Linked DNA regions of Homo sapiens: region 2 is linked to region 1. A link is an interaction called in ENCODE POLR2A ChIA-PET data of the cell type or tissue named here. Cell type or tissue: Panc1. All regions are shown on one strand. Each heading gives the region's core, and the rest is flanking DNA. Links, peaks and the distances in the headings are about the cores only. Region 1 overlaps MPP2 (MAGUK p55 scaffold protein 2). Region 2 has its middle 13 kb from the start of PYY.

What was found. ChIA-PET counts read pairs that join two places held together with the same protein. Peaks named below come from ENCODE experiments on the same cell type or tissue, not always from the same donor. Only the 100,000 strongest peaks of a DNase experiment are listed, where the experiment ranks them.
Region 2: POLR2A ChIA-PET joins it to region 1 with 5 read pairs; 3 of 35 experiments call an interaction of 5 or more read pairs at or near these places.

Annotation. Positions count from the first base shown.
Region 1 is chr17:43,896,985-43,904,688 of GRCh38, forward strand. It overlaps MPP2 (MAGUK p55 scaffold protein 2), which reads right to left. Exons shown (of 13, transcript NM_005374.5): 2 at 7,446-7,509; 3 at 1,278-1,396. The coding sequence starts at 7,476. Among named protein-coding and RNA genes, the nearest start is that of MPP2, 6.7 kb to the right of the region's middle. RefSeq lists a silencer at 3,560-3,639. In Panc1, for the core only: no CTCF peak of the experiment used is centred there; a DNase peak (open chromatin) is centred at 3,757; H3K4me3 peaks cover 1,205 bases.
Region 2 is chr17:43,963,142-43,970,845 of GRCh38, forward strand. It overlaps a transcript of PYY not described here. Among named protein-coding and RNA genes, the nearest start is that of PYY, 13 kb to the left of the region's middle. In Panc1, for the core only: no CTCF peak of the experiment used is centred there; no DNase peak of the experiment used is centred there.

The DNA of each region.
Region 1 (7,704 bases), core at 1,489-6,488:
CCCTAGCCCTTACTGCCAAACACCAAGTTCCACCAGTTTACCCTAAGGTCTGGGACCACAGCTCCATTTCAGGCTCTCAGCATCTTATACTCAATCCACTGAAGAGCCACTAACTGGCCTCTCCAACTTCAGATATAACCCCCCAACAGTCCTCCACATGGCTGCCAAAACACCCACATTTGGCCATCATATCCCTGCTTAAATAATGTAAAGCCTGCCAGGCACAGTGGCTCATGCCTGTAATCCCAGCACTTTGGAAGGCTGAGGCAGGCAGATCACCTGAGGTCAGGAATTGGAGACCAGCCTGACCAACATGGAGAAACCCCATCTCTACTAAAACTACAAAATTAGCTGGGCGTGGTGGCACATGCCTGTAATCCCAGCTACTCGGGAGACTGAGGCAGAAGAATCACTTGAACTCAGGAGGTGGAGGTTGCAGTGAGCCAAGATCACGCCATTGCACTCCAGCCTGGGCAACAAGAGCAAAACTCCTTCTCAAAACAAAACAAAACAAAAAAAACCATAAAGCCTCCCTGATACTCACAGAAGGATGCCCAAGCACCCACATACAGCCCCCAGTGCCCTCCAGACCTGCCAACCTTTGCACAGCTCGCATTGTCTTACACTTGAGGCTCAGCCTCACACCAGCCCTTCCAATCCCCTGCACACTCCTGACTCTTTCTTACCTCTGTGCTTCTGCTCAAGCTCTTCTGTGGCCCAGAATGCCCTCCCCCTCTTCCTCATTCTTCCACTCAGCTCAAGTGGTCCTTCCTCCAGGAAGCCCTCCTCACCCACCCCAGGCTGGGTTAGACACCTGTCCTTTATGCTCCCAAAATGCATAGTGTATCCACCTCTATCACTGTCATTACCAAATTGTCCTATAATTTTCTCTTTTAGTCAATCTCTCCCCAACCTGATACATGGCAGGTGACCTTAGAAAGACATACACACAAAACGCCCAAAGGCAGAAGGACAGGCAAGATGAATTCTAGAGATTCTCCAACATGTGCATGCTAGCCCGCACCAATCACACACTCCACAAGCTGGCAGTCAACAAACATCCACCCACGCACTCACCAGACAGGTGTGGGGGCAGCCCCCTCTACCTGCAGCCACTCAGGTCATCACCTGGGCATGATTTTCTTCTACAATCCCCTTCAGGGGGGCCTCTTGTGCCACATGTCCCATTCCCAAAGCCCTCTGTAGCTAATACCCCATCCCCTACTGTGCCTCCCCAAGCACAGTGCCCTTGTGCCCACCTCCCTGGAGCACTGTACCTTGGCCAGGGATCTTACTATGGGACTTTCCATAATGCCTCGAAGGAAGATCAGGTCCAGCTCTGCAGCCCCCGTGGCACTGGGGAGGGATCCCAAGTTGTCCAGGACTTGCTGCATGGCTGGGGGAAGGTACGGGCAGTGAGATACACAGGTACCAGCTGGGTACAGAAGACCAAAACACACCACAATACTTGCCACTTCCCCACCCCCATGTCCCACAGAAGGCAGCCCCTCCCCGGCAACATTCCCCTCCCTGCCCAGCACAGGCACCCCAGGCCCTTGAATGCCTGGGACAGGGATCCTGGAGGAAGGGGACAATTTCCTTGGCCTGTTCTCTCCACCCTAGGTAATGCCAGCCTGAGCAGGTGGGAGGCTCCAGGCAGCTGGAAGAGACTCTGAGGTGGAGAGAAGGGAGAAAGGGAAGCAGGTGTCAGGTTGCAGATCCTGCCCTGCACCAGAAAACCACAAGCTGTTGGGTGGATCACTTGAGGCCAGGAGTTCAAGACCAGCCTGGGCAACAAGGCAAAACCCCATCTCTACTAAAAATACCAAAATTAGCCAGGCATAGTGGTGTAGGTCTGTAATTCTAGCTACTCAGGAGGCTGAGGCAGGAGAACTGCTTGAACCTGTGAGGCAGAGATTGCAGTGAGCTGAGATCACGCCACTGCACTCCAGCCTGGGTGGCAGAGCAAGACTGTCTCTGGCCGGGCGCGGTGGCTCACGCCTGTAATCCCAGCACTTTGGGAGGCCGAAGCGGGTGGATTGCCTGAGGTCAAGAGTTCAAGACCAGCCTGGCCAACACAGGGAAACCCTGTCTCTACTAAAAATACAAAAAATTAGCTGGGCGTAGTGGCAGGCGCCTGTAATCCCAGCTACTCGGGAGGCTGAGGCAGGAAAATCGCTTGAACCCAGGAGGCGGAGGTTGCAGTAAGCTGAGATCCTGCCATTGCCCTCCATCCTGGGCGACAGAGCAAGACTCCGTCTCAAAAAAAAAAAAAAGAAAAAGAAAAGAAAACCACAAGCTCCTCACTCAACCTCTAGATGGGCTGAAGCCCAGGGCTCAGCCACCTGTACCTGGCAGGCTCAAGGATGAGACAGACAGTACTCGGAGCAAGTCCGTGAGTACAGGCCCAGAGTCAAGCAGGCAGCCACACAGGAGCCAGGGCCTGCAGCCTCCAGTCTAAGCACCACTAATTCAGTGTGACATTGTACAAGTCACTGTCCCTCACTGGCCTCAGTCTTTCCTGCCTGTAAAATGGATGGATTGGGCTAGATGATGTTTACAGGCCTTCAGCTCTGAGTGACAATGATCTATAATCACTGAGAAATTAACATGGATGATAGGAAGTCAAAGCTGAGGCCTGGAACGCTGGCAGGAGCTAGGGAAACAGGCACTGGAGGCCTTGGTGTGACCCAAAGGCTGAGGTCACACCAAGTCATCACAGGGATAAGCAAACTCTCAGCCCGAAATGGGACATAATGGAGGACACGATAACACCTGCAGCTGGGCCGCAACAATGCCCCCGAGACCTGAGGTGAGGGCTGCCTTCACTCACTGACAGAGGTGGGAGTTCCAGGCTGTGGCAAGTTCCGGGGAAAGGAAGCGAGAAGCAGAATGTGCCCAGCTGGGGGCAGAGATGGGCGAAGGGTATCATTACTCTGCCACCATGCCGCCCATGCCTACATCTGCATAACAGTACCCAAGCCACGGAGGACGGCGGAGGATGCACCCCTGGCGCCTCTCAATGCTCTTGTCAGTGCCCCCCTCCTCCAGGAAGGAACAGGAGTGGGGAGGAGGGGGCACTGGAACTGGAGCTGGCAGAGATGGTTCAGGGACTCCTGGACTCCCATCTCCTTCCTCCTCCTGCTCCCTGCCTTCTCCAGAAAAAAAAGTGCAAGCTTGCCCTTCAGACCCCTCTTGCCCAGGCCGGGGCTTGGCATTGGTCAGAGACCTGCGAGGCCCTCAGTGGGCTCTGAAAGAGGCCAGGGCAGGGACCCTTCCCTTCCTGCCAGGGTATGCCAGATTCCCTCCGTTATCTAGGGGAGGACTGAGCCAAGGGAGTTGGTGCCCTCTGCCCAGGACAGCTCTCCTGAAGGTGCCCTCAGATGACCTCTCCCAGGCCACCCTCCCCAGATGCCCCGACTCTGCTGGAGGAAGGTAGGCTAAGGGGCCAGCTGCCCCGCCCCCATCTGGCCCGCCCTTCCCTACCTTCCCTCTGGAGCTCCGCTTCCTCAGAAGACTCCAGGGATATACCCTCCAAGGAGACCCCGCTGCCTGGGCTGCCTGCCATGGCGGCCCCCAGACCCGGGGACTCCCGGAGCGTCCTACACGCCGCCGTCTACCGCCTCCCCAGCCAAAGCCTGGCCGGGCTGGGGAAGGCGGGAGTCGAGGAGCGCCCTCTGAGGAACCAGCCAATGGGAAGGCTCAGCCGCCGTGACCGCCTTGCTGATTGGCTAAAGCCCTGACTGGCGCTGCGCGGTGCAGAGCAGGCGGTAACCCGGGTGGGAGAAGAGTGGTGGGAGGGAGCCCTAGTCCCACAGATTGCCCGATCCCCAGCATGTCAGTGTCGGTGGGGATGGGGAGGAGGCGGCTAACAGGAAGTTTTGAGGAGGGGGTAGGCATGCTGCCCCTTCAAGACTGGCGCGGTACTCCGAGACCCTCCCCTCACAGCCAGCTTCAGGAGACCCGAGGGAGAAAAGTCTTGGCCCATCTTGTCCCTGTACCCTCTTTTCTAGAAGCCCCTCCTCTAATACACCCCATGCCACCTCCTCCCTATGCCCTCTGACCTCTGCTCTCAGTCCCCTCTCCAGGCCCTGTTTCCTTTACAATAGTCCCTCAGTCTAAGGAAGTCCCCAAGAACGACTCAGCCCTCCACCGGGAGGCAGCCTCACTTGGGCATGGGGCAAATACCTCAAGCCTCAGACGCCTCCCCCTACCCACCCTTGGTCAGCCACTGGGAGGCAGGGTACGTGGGGGAGGTGGCATCGCTGTGGGTAGGGATGGTGCCCCAGCCCTGCTTACCCCTCGCCTCACAGCAGCTTCTTCCCCTCCCCCATCTCCCATGAGTTCTTCCTCTTAATGAAGGGGATGATGCCCAGGAAGCAAGTCAGGCATCTTGGAACTCAGTTCCCCAGAAAGGAAAAATGAGGGCACATTTGCACACAGGGAAAAGTGTGGGCAGAAGGGAAGGACTCAGCTCCGCTCCGGTGACCCCATTCCTCTGAGATCTTGTGCCCAAGAGGCCACCATCAGGGTACTGCAGCCTCCACTCAGACATTCCCTGAGGAGTGGCACCAGGTCGCATTGCACCCCTGGTTGCCATGACAGTAGAATTACACACCAGGACAGTAACCCAGGGATGGAGGAGAGATTTAAAGGGACAGCTCCACCTGAAAGCAGCCACATATCCCAGCCTTGATCCAAAAAAGGGAGGGAATCTGGTGACAGGGGAAGAGGGAGCAAGGCTGCAGGTCAGGAGATGCCAGGTTCAGGATCTCTAAGTTCTCAGCCCAGTGCCACTGTCCATTTATCTCCCAAGTCTCAGGAAAAGGGCCCCTGACTCTACCCAAAGTAGATATGGGGTCTCCCTGCAAGAGGAATACACCCATACCCTTTCCCTCCCTTCAACCATACTGACCCATGGGGAAGGGCGGAAAAAGGATCTTATTAGCTTTGCCCTTTGCAGAGTCCAAGGCAGGGATCTCCCAGGGGAGGAGGAGGGAAGGGGAGCCTGAACTCAGAGGCAGGGACACAGCTGTCTCTCTATCCTGTGGGAAGTATAATGACCACCAGATAATAAGGGGCAGAATCCACCATTAGATTTTTGAAGCTGGGAGCTAATGTAGCTCAGGATAGGACAGAGGCTGCCTGAAGGAAGAAAAACACTTTGTACTTCTTCCTTTGAATATGAGAAGCCAGGAGCAGCCCCTCGAACAACATGAAGGGGAGCAGGAGCCCCAGGAGTCCTTTGAGGAAGCAGAACCCACCGCCACACCCCAAGGCTCCACTCCCTGTCCCCCATCCTCCCCCACCACGCCCCCATCAAGTGGTCTGCAACAACGAAGCCAAATTGCTGGGCTTGCTCCTCCTCCTACGCCCCAGTCAGGCACTATTGGTGGGTTTACTGGGCAGTCCCGGCTGGAGAGGCCATTAAGCACAGGCTCAGGGGTGGGTTTAATTAATGCCTAAGCAGCTTACAGTGGGGCCTAGGCAGGCTGAAAGAGGCAGGGAGACCCCAGGGAGCCCAGCAGGCTGGACAGGAGATGGGGGACTGAGCCCTCTGATGCTGCAGAAGCTGGGGACATTGGTGCCATCCCTCCACTGCAAGGAGAAGAGGCCTTTCCTGGACAAGTGTACCACAGTTTAGGCCCTGGCTCACTCCCTTCACTTTCTCGGAGAGGAGGCACAGAGGAATCATTCTACCCAAAGTGGCAGCCCTGGAACCTCTGGCAGAGGCAGTAGTGGGGCCTAGAGCAAGGGAAGGAGCTGCATGGGAGGGAGGCATCCAGGCAGGGGGAAGTTCAGACAACTCAGAGCAGAACCATAGCAGTTCCCAGCTGCCCGGGCCTCAGAGGGCCTCTAGCACAGGGAACTTAACCTTCTGGGGTCCTGCGTGCACTACGGGAATCCATGATCCCCTAGAGTAGAATATACCTTTTGTGCATGGATGTATATGTCTACGATGAGGGCTCACTGCTGTCACCAGATTCTAAGTGACTCAGGACCAATAAAATTAAGAACAGGCCAGGTGTGGTGGCTCATGCCTGTAATCCCAGCACTTTGGGAGGCCAAGGCAGGTGGATCACCTGAGGTCAGGACAGCCTGGCCAACATGGTGAAACCCAGTCTCTACAAAAATACAAAAATTAGCTGGGCATGATAGCAGGTGCCTGTAATCCCAGCTACTTGGGAGGCTGAGGCAGGAGAATCACTTGAACCTGGGAGGTGAAGGTTGCAGTGAGCCGAGATCCCACCACTGCCCTCCAGCCTGGGCAACAGAGGGAGACTCCATCTCAAAAAAAAAAAAAAAGAAAAAGAAAAAAGTTAAGAACACTGATCTTGTCCCATCATCTCATCTTAGGGAAATCTCAGGTCTTCAAAAGGAGGTGACTGTTTCAAGGACACAGGGTTAATGCCAAAATAACAACTCAGGCCAGGCACAGTGGTTCACACCTGTAATCCCAGTAGTTTGGGAGGTCGAGGCGGGTGGAGTACTTGAGCTCAGGAGTTTGAGACCAGCATGGGCAACATTTTTGTCTTTACGAAAAATACAAAAATTAGCTGGGCATGGTGGTGCACACCTGTAGTCCCAGCTACTTGGGAGGCTGAGGTGGGAGAATGACTTGAGGCTGGTAGGCAGAGGTTGCAGTGAGCCAAGCTTGCGCCACTGCACTCCAGCCTAGGCTAAAGAGCCAGAACTTGTCTCAAAAACAACAACAACAACTTGGTGGCAGCGGCAGCAACAGCAGCATAATAATTATGACTATTCCTAAAAGTAATGTGCTCTCCCATTACAGCCTTTGCGTCTCACAGCAGCCTCTTTACAGAAGAAGAAATGCGAGCTCCAAGAGGTTAAGCAGTTTGCCACTGAGGCTTTGCTAGTTTGTCTGAGTGGCCCACTCCCTTGTCCTAATGCCTCCTACAGAGCCACGTCCAGGTATCCTAACCTGGTATTCTTGTTCCTTCACTCACAGCTTCCTGGTCCCCAGTACCCCCTGTCCACCTCTGGCACATGCTGGCCTAGTGGGCAGCGATTATGGACTTCTCAGCCCCAGGCTGTGCTGCTGTAATCCCTCCACCCCCAAGCCATTCTCCAAGGCCCAGCTCCGGGGCCACCTCCTGAAGGCCTGGTCCTATGCCACTGCCCTCCAGCAATAGTACGGGTCACCTCTGGAGCATGCATCCCCTGCCCTCCACGGAGGTGAGTTGTGCTCCAGCCCTACACTGGAGCAGGTATGGGTCTTATTCTTTCTCTTCTCCGTTCCAGCACAGGAACCCACACAGAGGAGATGGCCACAGCAGCTGCCAGAAGGAATGGCTGAGTGGTAGGGTGGACAGCAGTGGAGCCAGTTGGTTCTTATCTGGAGCTGTGCAAGTGCCCACCCCTAAGTCCTCGCCTGGCACCCTCTGAACCACTGAAATAAGCTAACATCCTCACCCCCTTCTTACCAGTTTCAGAGTTGGTGGCGGCAACCGGCATGGTGAAGGAGGCAAGGGCTCTGAAACGTCTCTCCTGGAGAGGGGAGAGAGGAGGATGAGCAGATACAAGGGCAAAGCAATGGGGAAGGGAATAGGAAGAGCCTCCCCTTCAGGACGAGCCAGAAAGGTAGGGGAGAAGGTGCTGCCCAGAAAGTGGGGGTTGGAGAACAACAATGATTCCAACGGTCCTGGGAAGCAGGAAGAGCAGGTATTACTCGCCTATTTCTCT
Region 2 (7,704 bases), core at 1,267-6,266, 66 kb after region 1:
AAAATTAGTTTCACATAAAAATTAGCAATGTAAAAGTATTAAGCTCAAATCCCATACAAAACTATTATGAGAAAAATAGCCCTGAGCTGGGCACGGTGGCTCATCCCTGTAATCCCAGCACTTTGGGAGGCTGAGGCAGGCGGATCACTTGAAGTCAGGAGTTCTAGACTACTCTGGCCAACATGGTGAAACCTCGTCTCTACTAAAAATACAAAAATTATCCAGGCGTGGTAGCACACACCTGTAATCCCAGCTACTCAGGAGGCTGAGACAGGAGAATCACTTGAACCCAGGAGGCGGAGGTTACAGCGAGCTGAGATCATGCCATTGCACTCCAGCCTGGGCAGCAGAGTGAAACTCCATCTCAAAAAAAAAAAAAAAGAAAGAAAGAAGGAAGAGAAGGAAGGGAAGGAAGGAAGGAAGGAAGGAAAAGAAAGAAAGAAAGAAAGAAAGAAAGAAAGAAAGAAAGAAAGAAAGAAAGAAAGAGAAAGAAAGAAAAGAGAGAACAGAGAGAAAAGAAAGAAAAAGAGAAAAATAACCCTGACCAGGTGCAGTGGCTCACGCCTGTAATCCCCCAACACTTTGGGAAGCCGAGGTGGGTGGATCGCTTGAGCCCAGGAGTTCGAGACTAGACTGGGCAACATAAAGAGACCCTATTTCTACCAAAAATACAAAAAAAAAAATTCTGATATGGATGGTCAAAATAGGAAAAAAATACAAAAAATAGCTGAATATGATGGCATGCACTTTTAGTCCCACTACTTAGAAGGCTGTGGTGGGAGGATTGCTTGAGCCGAGATCAAGGCTGCAGTGAGCTGTGAACGTGCCACTGCACTCCAGCCTGGTGACAGAGAGAGACCCTGTCTCTATAAAGAAAGTTATGTTATATTACCATCATTTTTCTTTCTTTCTTTTTTTTGGGGCAGTGTGAGGGGACAGGGTCTTGCTCTGCCATCCGGGCTGGAGTGCAATGGTGCAATCAGCCTCCTGAGCAGCTGGGACTACAGGTGCATACCACCACATCTAGCTAATTTTAATAGTGTTTTATTCTTTTATTTTTGTAGAAATAGAGTCTCAATATGTTGCCCAGGCTGGTCTAAATTTCTTGGGCTAAAGCAATCCTCTCACCTCTACCTCCCAGCTATTCTGTCCTTCAAATGCATAATCAAACTATTATCAGCATGCAAGATCTCAGGGAATATTATGCCCATAAGCTTTTCCTGAGGAATCTACTAGAGAATAAACTTCAGACAACCAAAATGACTAGAAAAACATTGACATAAGGCCTGGTGATGAGCATTAAGTTCAGTTATGTAGAACTAATGCTGGCTGGATGCGGTGGCTGACGCCTGTAACCCCAGCACTTTGGGAGGCCAAGGCAGGCGGATCACCTGAGGTCGGGAGTTTGAGACCAGCCTGACCAACATGGAGAAACCCCGTCTCTACTAAAAATACAAAATTAGCCAGGCATGGTGGCGCATGCCTGTAATCCCAGCTACTTGAGAGGATGAGGCAGGAGAATCGCTTGAAAATTAGCTGTAATCCCAGCTACTCAGGAGGCTGAGGCAGGAGAATCGCTTGAACCCGGGAGGCGGAGTTTACGGTGGGCCGAGATTGTGCCATTGCACTCCAGTCTGGGCAACAAGAGTGAAAGTCCGTCTCAAAAGAAAAAAAAAATCAACTGTTTTCCGTAATAACTGGTGGTGCCAGTCCGTATTTATTCTGAGACGTCTGTGTAATATAGATCAAACAAATGCTATTCTAAAATAAATGGGATTTTTAATGCTACCATCTCCTGTGTCCTTGAGAACAAGAATTTACAATGTGGAAGAAAGAGGACACAGATGTCATATAGAAGAGGTTAAATAAACACCCGTCAGTCCTGACTTTGATTTGGAAATCTCTGTTTACAGAAAAGGGCTAGAAACAATGTTGAAACCAATAGCAATGAACATCCTTAGCATCCAGACTAGTCTTTTTTTTCTTTCCTTTTCTTTTCTCTTTTTTTTTCTTCCAGGTTTATTCTGGAATAATGGACAAATAAAAATTGTATATATGGCCAGGCATAGTGGCTCACACCTGTAATCCCAGCACTTTGGGAAGCCGAGGAGGGTGGATCACTTGAGGTCAGGAGTTCAAGACCAGCATGGCCAACATGGTGAAACCCCATCTCTACTAAAAATACAAAAATTAGCTGAGCATGGTGGCAGGTGCCTATAATCCCAGCTACTCAGGAGGCGGAGACAGCAGAATCATTTGAACCCAGGAAGCAGAGGTTGCAGTGAGCCGAGATCATGCCATTGCACTCCAGCCTGGGCGACGGAGTGAGACTCCGTATCAAAAAAAAAAAAAAATTGTATATATTTGGCCAGGCATGGTGACTCACACCTGTAATCTCAGCACTTTGGGAGGCCAAGGCAGGCGGATCACTTGAGGTCAGGAGTTCGAGACCAGCCTGGCCAACATGGTGAAACCCCGTCTGTACCCAAAATACAAAGTTGCCAGGCATGGTGGTGTGTGCCTGTAATCCCAGCTACTTGGAAGGTTGAGACAGGAAAATTCCTTGAACCCGGGAGGCGGAGGTTTCAGTGAGCCGAGATCATGCCACCACACTCCAGCCTGGGCAACAGAGTGAGAATCCATCTCACAAAAAAAAAAAAAAAAAAAAAAAAAAAAGAGAGAGAAACAAGTAAAATTATATTTTTTTCTAGCCATTGTAAGTACAAAACAAAAAATGATTTTTTCCTGGCATTTCCTGTTTCTGCCTATTTACATTGGTGCTCCCCAAGATGAGATGCTTGGCTCTCTTTTCTTTTTTCTTCTTCACTGTAGGGTTGTCATCTACCCCCAAGATTTTAATCACCCCCAAAATCCCTGTAATTTGCTCCTCTGCCGAGTTCCCTATCCACATAGTCCACTGTTTCTAGACATATCCCCATGGATATCTCTCAGTCAGCTTAAAGTCAATGTAGCCTAAATAGCAAAAATAATAAATCAATCTTTCTTAAGTGCCTACACTGTGCCAAGTACTATGCCAGGTACGTCTCACATATTATTTTAGTCTTCACAACACATAATGTACCATCATTAGCCTGGTTTTACAGAATATGAAACTGACACAGAGAGAGGTCAAGTCAGTAGCTCACCCTTATCTTAGCTTGTTATCTGAATTCCCAAATCTCCAGGGACCTCCAGCTCCATGAATGGTATCTCCATCTCTTCAGGTGACTGAGTTGGAAATCTTGACTTCACTCCACCAATGACCTGAGTCATTCTTAGAAAGTCTGAAGAAGGAGCATGCAGTTCTGAGGGTGGCAGCAGGTCCAGGAATTGGAATGTGACCACAGGGGAATTCCTCATAAAGGGCTGAACTTGCCTGAATGAGTTTCCTCTGGAATACAAGGAAGTCATATGAAATCGCAGTTTAGGCAGTGCATTCAAGAGTACATGGCAGACATCGTTTCGTGTTAATAACTATATCCTGCCCTTTACCCCAACACTCCCAATCCTCCTTATCTGCCCTGTTTATTCCCCAGCACTTAGCACTTTCTAGCATTCTATGTAATTGACTTATTTGTATGCTTGTTGTCTGACTACTAGAATGGAGGCTCCATGAGAGCAGAGGTTTTTGTCTGTTTCTTCACTGATATATCCCCAGTGACTAGAATAATGTGTGATACATGGTGGTGGCTCAAGTACACTTGCTGAATGAATGGATCCACATCCTCACTGTCCATGGCTGCATGGTTTACACACAGGCACATACATAAGCATGTATACACACATACACACACATGCACATACATGCATATGTCTTGAAGACAGAAGGCTATTCCTATCCCACCACAGTCCAGATCTTCATCAAAGAAGAAAGCAAAAGGCCAGACGCGGTGGCTCACACCTCTAATCCTAGCACTTTGGGAGGCCAAGGTGGGTGGATCACCTGAGGTCTGGAGTTCGAGACCAGCCTGGCCAACATGGTGAAAATCTGTCTCTACTAAAAATACAAAAATTAGCTGGGCGTGGTGGCACGTGCCTATAATCCCAGCTACTCGGGAGGCTGAGGCAGGAGAATCACCAGAACCTGGGAGGCGGAGGCTGCAATGAGCTGAGATCACACCACTGCACTCCAGCCTGGATGACAGAGTGAGACTCTGTCTAAAAAAAGAAGAAGAAGAAGAAAGCAATTCCCTAAACACTATGCACTCTCCCTTCACACACTGTGCAGGTTAGAGGGAGTGAGATATCAGGGCCTGTCCACAGCAGGCGAGCCCCATACCTCACCCCACAGAGCTGTCACATTCAACTCCCTCTGAAGCTGTGGAACTTGCAGCTCAGACCACAAACTCTGGGGCTAGGATGACTGGGTTGGCCACTGACTAGCTGTGTGATCTTAGGAAAATTACTTAACCTCTAAGGGCCTCAGTTTTGTCATCGGCCACATGTATATAACAATAGCATCTACTTCATATGGTTGTGATGGTTTAAAAAGCTATTAGGTTCCAGATGAGATGGAGTAAGCAGCCTCCACCCTGTCTCTCCTGCTGAATGCTGCTGTGAAACATGGACAGACACGCACGGGGCAGCTCTCTGAAGAGTGTGAAAGTAAACACAGCGGGGAAACGGGGGAAGAAAGCCAGAATTCAACGTTCCACTGAGCTGAAATGAGTTTCTCATTTTTCCTCTGATATTCCCCAGCCTCGATACAAGACAGCGCCAAATCCAGAATGGGCACTGGGGCTACGAGAGGGATCAACAGGAGAAATGCTCGTTCTGCCTCGAGGAGTGGAAAGGGAAGGTCTAGCACTGAGAGAGAGAAAAGGAACTCCATTTTTCTCTTCTTCATTCTCCCGTGCCCCAGCCCCGAGACAATTCCATGGGAGTAGCAGTGGTGACAGTAGTATCAGTGGCTGCAGGGTCCACAGACAACCAAATCTTTCCCTCTCCGATCAAGAGTTGTGGGCCAGGGGCTGTGGATCATGTCTGTAATCCCAGCACTATGGGAGGCCGAGGTGGATCACTTGCGGGCAGGAGTAAGACACCAGCCTGGGCGTGTATGTGTGTGTGTTTATTTTTAAAAACAGTTGTAGTCCCAAGAAGGAGAACCCCTATAGCTTTCTTCTCTCTGTGTCCTCCTGCCACCTGGCCCTGAACACGGACACAATCATAGGAAGTGTGCAGTAGAGCGGGATAACTAAAGAAGAAATAACACTGATTTTACACAATCTCTTCCAGAAAATAGAACAAGAGAAAATACTCCTTCGTTCATTTTATGAGGGCAACATTACCCTGAGACCAAAATGAAACAAAGATATTGTAAGAAAAAAAAACTACAGATCAATATCTCTCATGGACATATATGTAAAAATCTTCAACAAAATATTAGCTGGCCAGGCGCGGTGGCTCATGCCTACAATCCCAGCATTTTGGGAGACTGAGGCAGATGGATCACTTGAGGTCAGGAGTTCGAGAGCAGCCTGGCCAATGTGGTGAAACTCTGTCTCTACTAAAAATACAAAAATTAGCCAGGTGTGGTAGTGTGCACCTGTGGTCCCAGCTACTCGGGAGGCTGAGGCAGGAGAATTGCTTGAACCCAGGAGGCAGACGTTGCAGTGAGCCAAGATTGTGCCACTGCACTCCAGCCTGGGCAGCAGAGTGTGACTCCATCTCTAAATAAATAAATAAGCCGAGCTCAGTGGCTCAAGCCTGTAATCCCAGCACTTTGGGAGGCCAAGGCGGGTGGATCGCCTGAGGTCAGGAGTTTGAGATCAGCTTGACCAATATGGTGAAACCCTGTCTCTACTAAAAATATAAAAATTAGCCAGGCATGGGGGCATGCGCCTGTAGTCCCAGCTACTCAGGTGGCTGAGACAGGAAAATGCCTTGAACCTGGGAGGCAGAGGCTGCAGTGAGCCAAGATCGTGCCACTGCACTCCAGTCTGGGCGATAGGGTGTGACTGCATCTCAAAAAGAAAAAAATATTAGACAACTGAACTCAGGAATATATAACAAAAAAAAATGTATATGTTACAATCAGGTGGGATTTATCCTGACAATGCAAGGCTGGTTCAATATTCAAAAATCAATCACTTGGCCAGGTGCAGTGGCTCACACCTGTAATCCCAGCACTTTGGGAGGCCGAGGCGGGTGGATCACTTGAGGTCAGGAGTTCTAGACCAGCCTAATCAACATGGTGAAACCCTGTCTCTACTAAAAATACAAAAATTAGCTGGGCCGTGGTGGCGGGCACCTGTAATCCCAGCTACTCCAGAGGCTGAGGCAGAAGAATCGCTTGAACCCAGGAGCAGAGGTTGCAGTAAGCCAAGATCTCACTACTGCACTCCAGCCTGGGTGATAGAGCAAGACTCTGTCTCAAAAAAAAAAAAAAAAAAAGCAAATGCTCATATTGATTGATAAAGAAAAACCATTTGACAAAAATTCAAAATCCACTCACAATTAAAAAACAATACTCTTAGGCCAGGCTGGGTATCTCACGCCTATAATTCCAATGCCTTGGGAGGCTAAGTCAAGAGGTAGGTATTGCTTGAAGCCAGGAGTTCAAGACCAGCCTGGGCAACATAGTAAGACCCTGTCTCTACAAAAAAAACTTTTTTTTTTTTGAGATGGAGTCTCGCTCTGTCACCCAGACTGGAGTGCAGTGGCGCCATCTCAGCTCACTGCAACCTCTGCCTCCTGGGTTCAAGCAATTCTCTGCCTCAGCCTCCCGAGTAGCTGGGATTATAGGTGCCCGCCACCGCACCCGGCTAATTTTTTGTATTTTTAGTAGAGATGGGATTTCACCATATTGTCCAGGATGGTCTTGAACTCCTGACCTCATGATACATCTGCCACGGCCTCCCAAAGTGCTGGGAATACAGACATGAGCCACCACGCCCAGCCAAAAGTTTTTTTAATTTGTTGGGCATGGTGGTGCCTGTAGTCTCAGCTACTGGGGAGGCTGAAGTGGGGGAATCGCTTAAACCCAGGAGTGTGAGGTTACCGTGAGCCATGATCACACCACTGTACTCTGCCTGGATAAAAAAACAAGACCCTGTCTCTTAAAAAAAAAAAAAAAAAAAAAAAAAGCTGGGGAAGGTGGCTCATGCCTGTAATCCCAGCACTTTGAGTGGCTGAGGCTGGAGGATCATTTGAGGCCAGGAGTTCAAGATCAGCCTGGGCAACATGAAAAAACCCCATCTCTACTAAAAATACAAAAATTCCTGGGCGTGGTGGCACATGCCTGTAATCCCAGCTACTCAAGAGGCTGAGGCATGGGAATTGCTTGAATCCAGGAGGCAGAGGTTGCAGTGAGCTGAGATTGCACCATTGCACTCCAGCCTAAACGACAGAAGGAGACCCTGTCTAAAAAAAAAAAAAAGACAGTGAGTGTAGTACAGGTGAAATGACAGATAGCTAGGTCAATGGAACAGAATAGACAGTACAGAAATAGACCCATGCAAATATGGCAAATTGATTTTTGACCAAAGTGCAAAGACAACTGAATGGAGAAAGGACTCCTAGAACCGCCAGCATAGTCAGGACACAGAAGGACTGTATCACTCCGAAGGACCCCCTAGTACTATCCCTGTGTGGTCAGGCCTCTCAGCCCTAATGTTTGCACCCACTACCATCACTATAGTTCTATCTTTTAGGGAATATCACACAACTGGAATAATACAGTATGTGACTTATTGAGACAGGCTT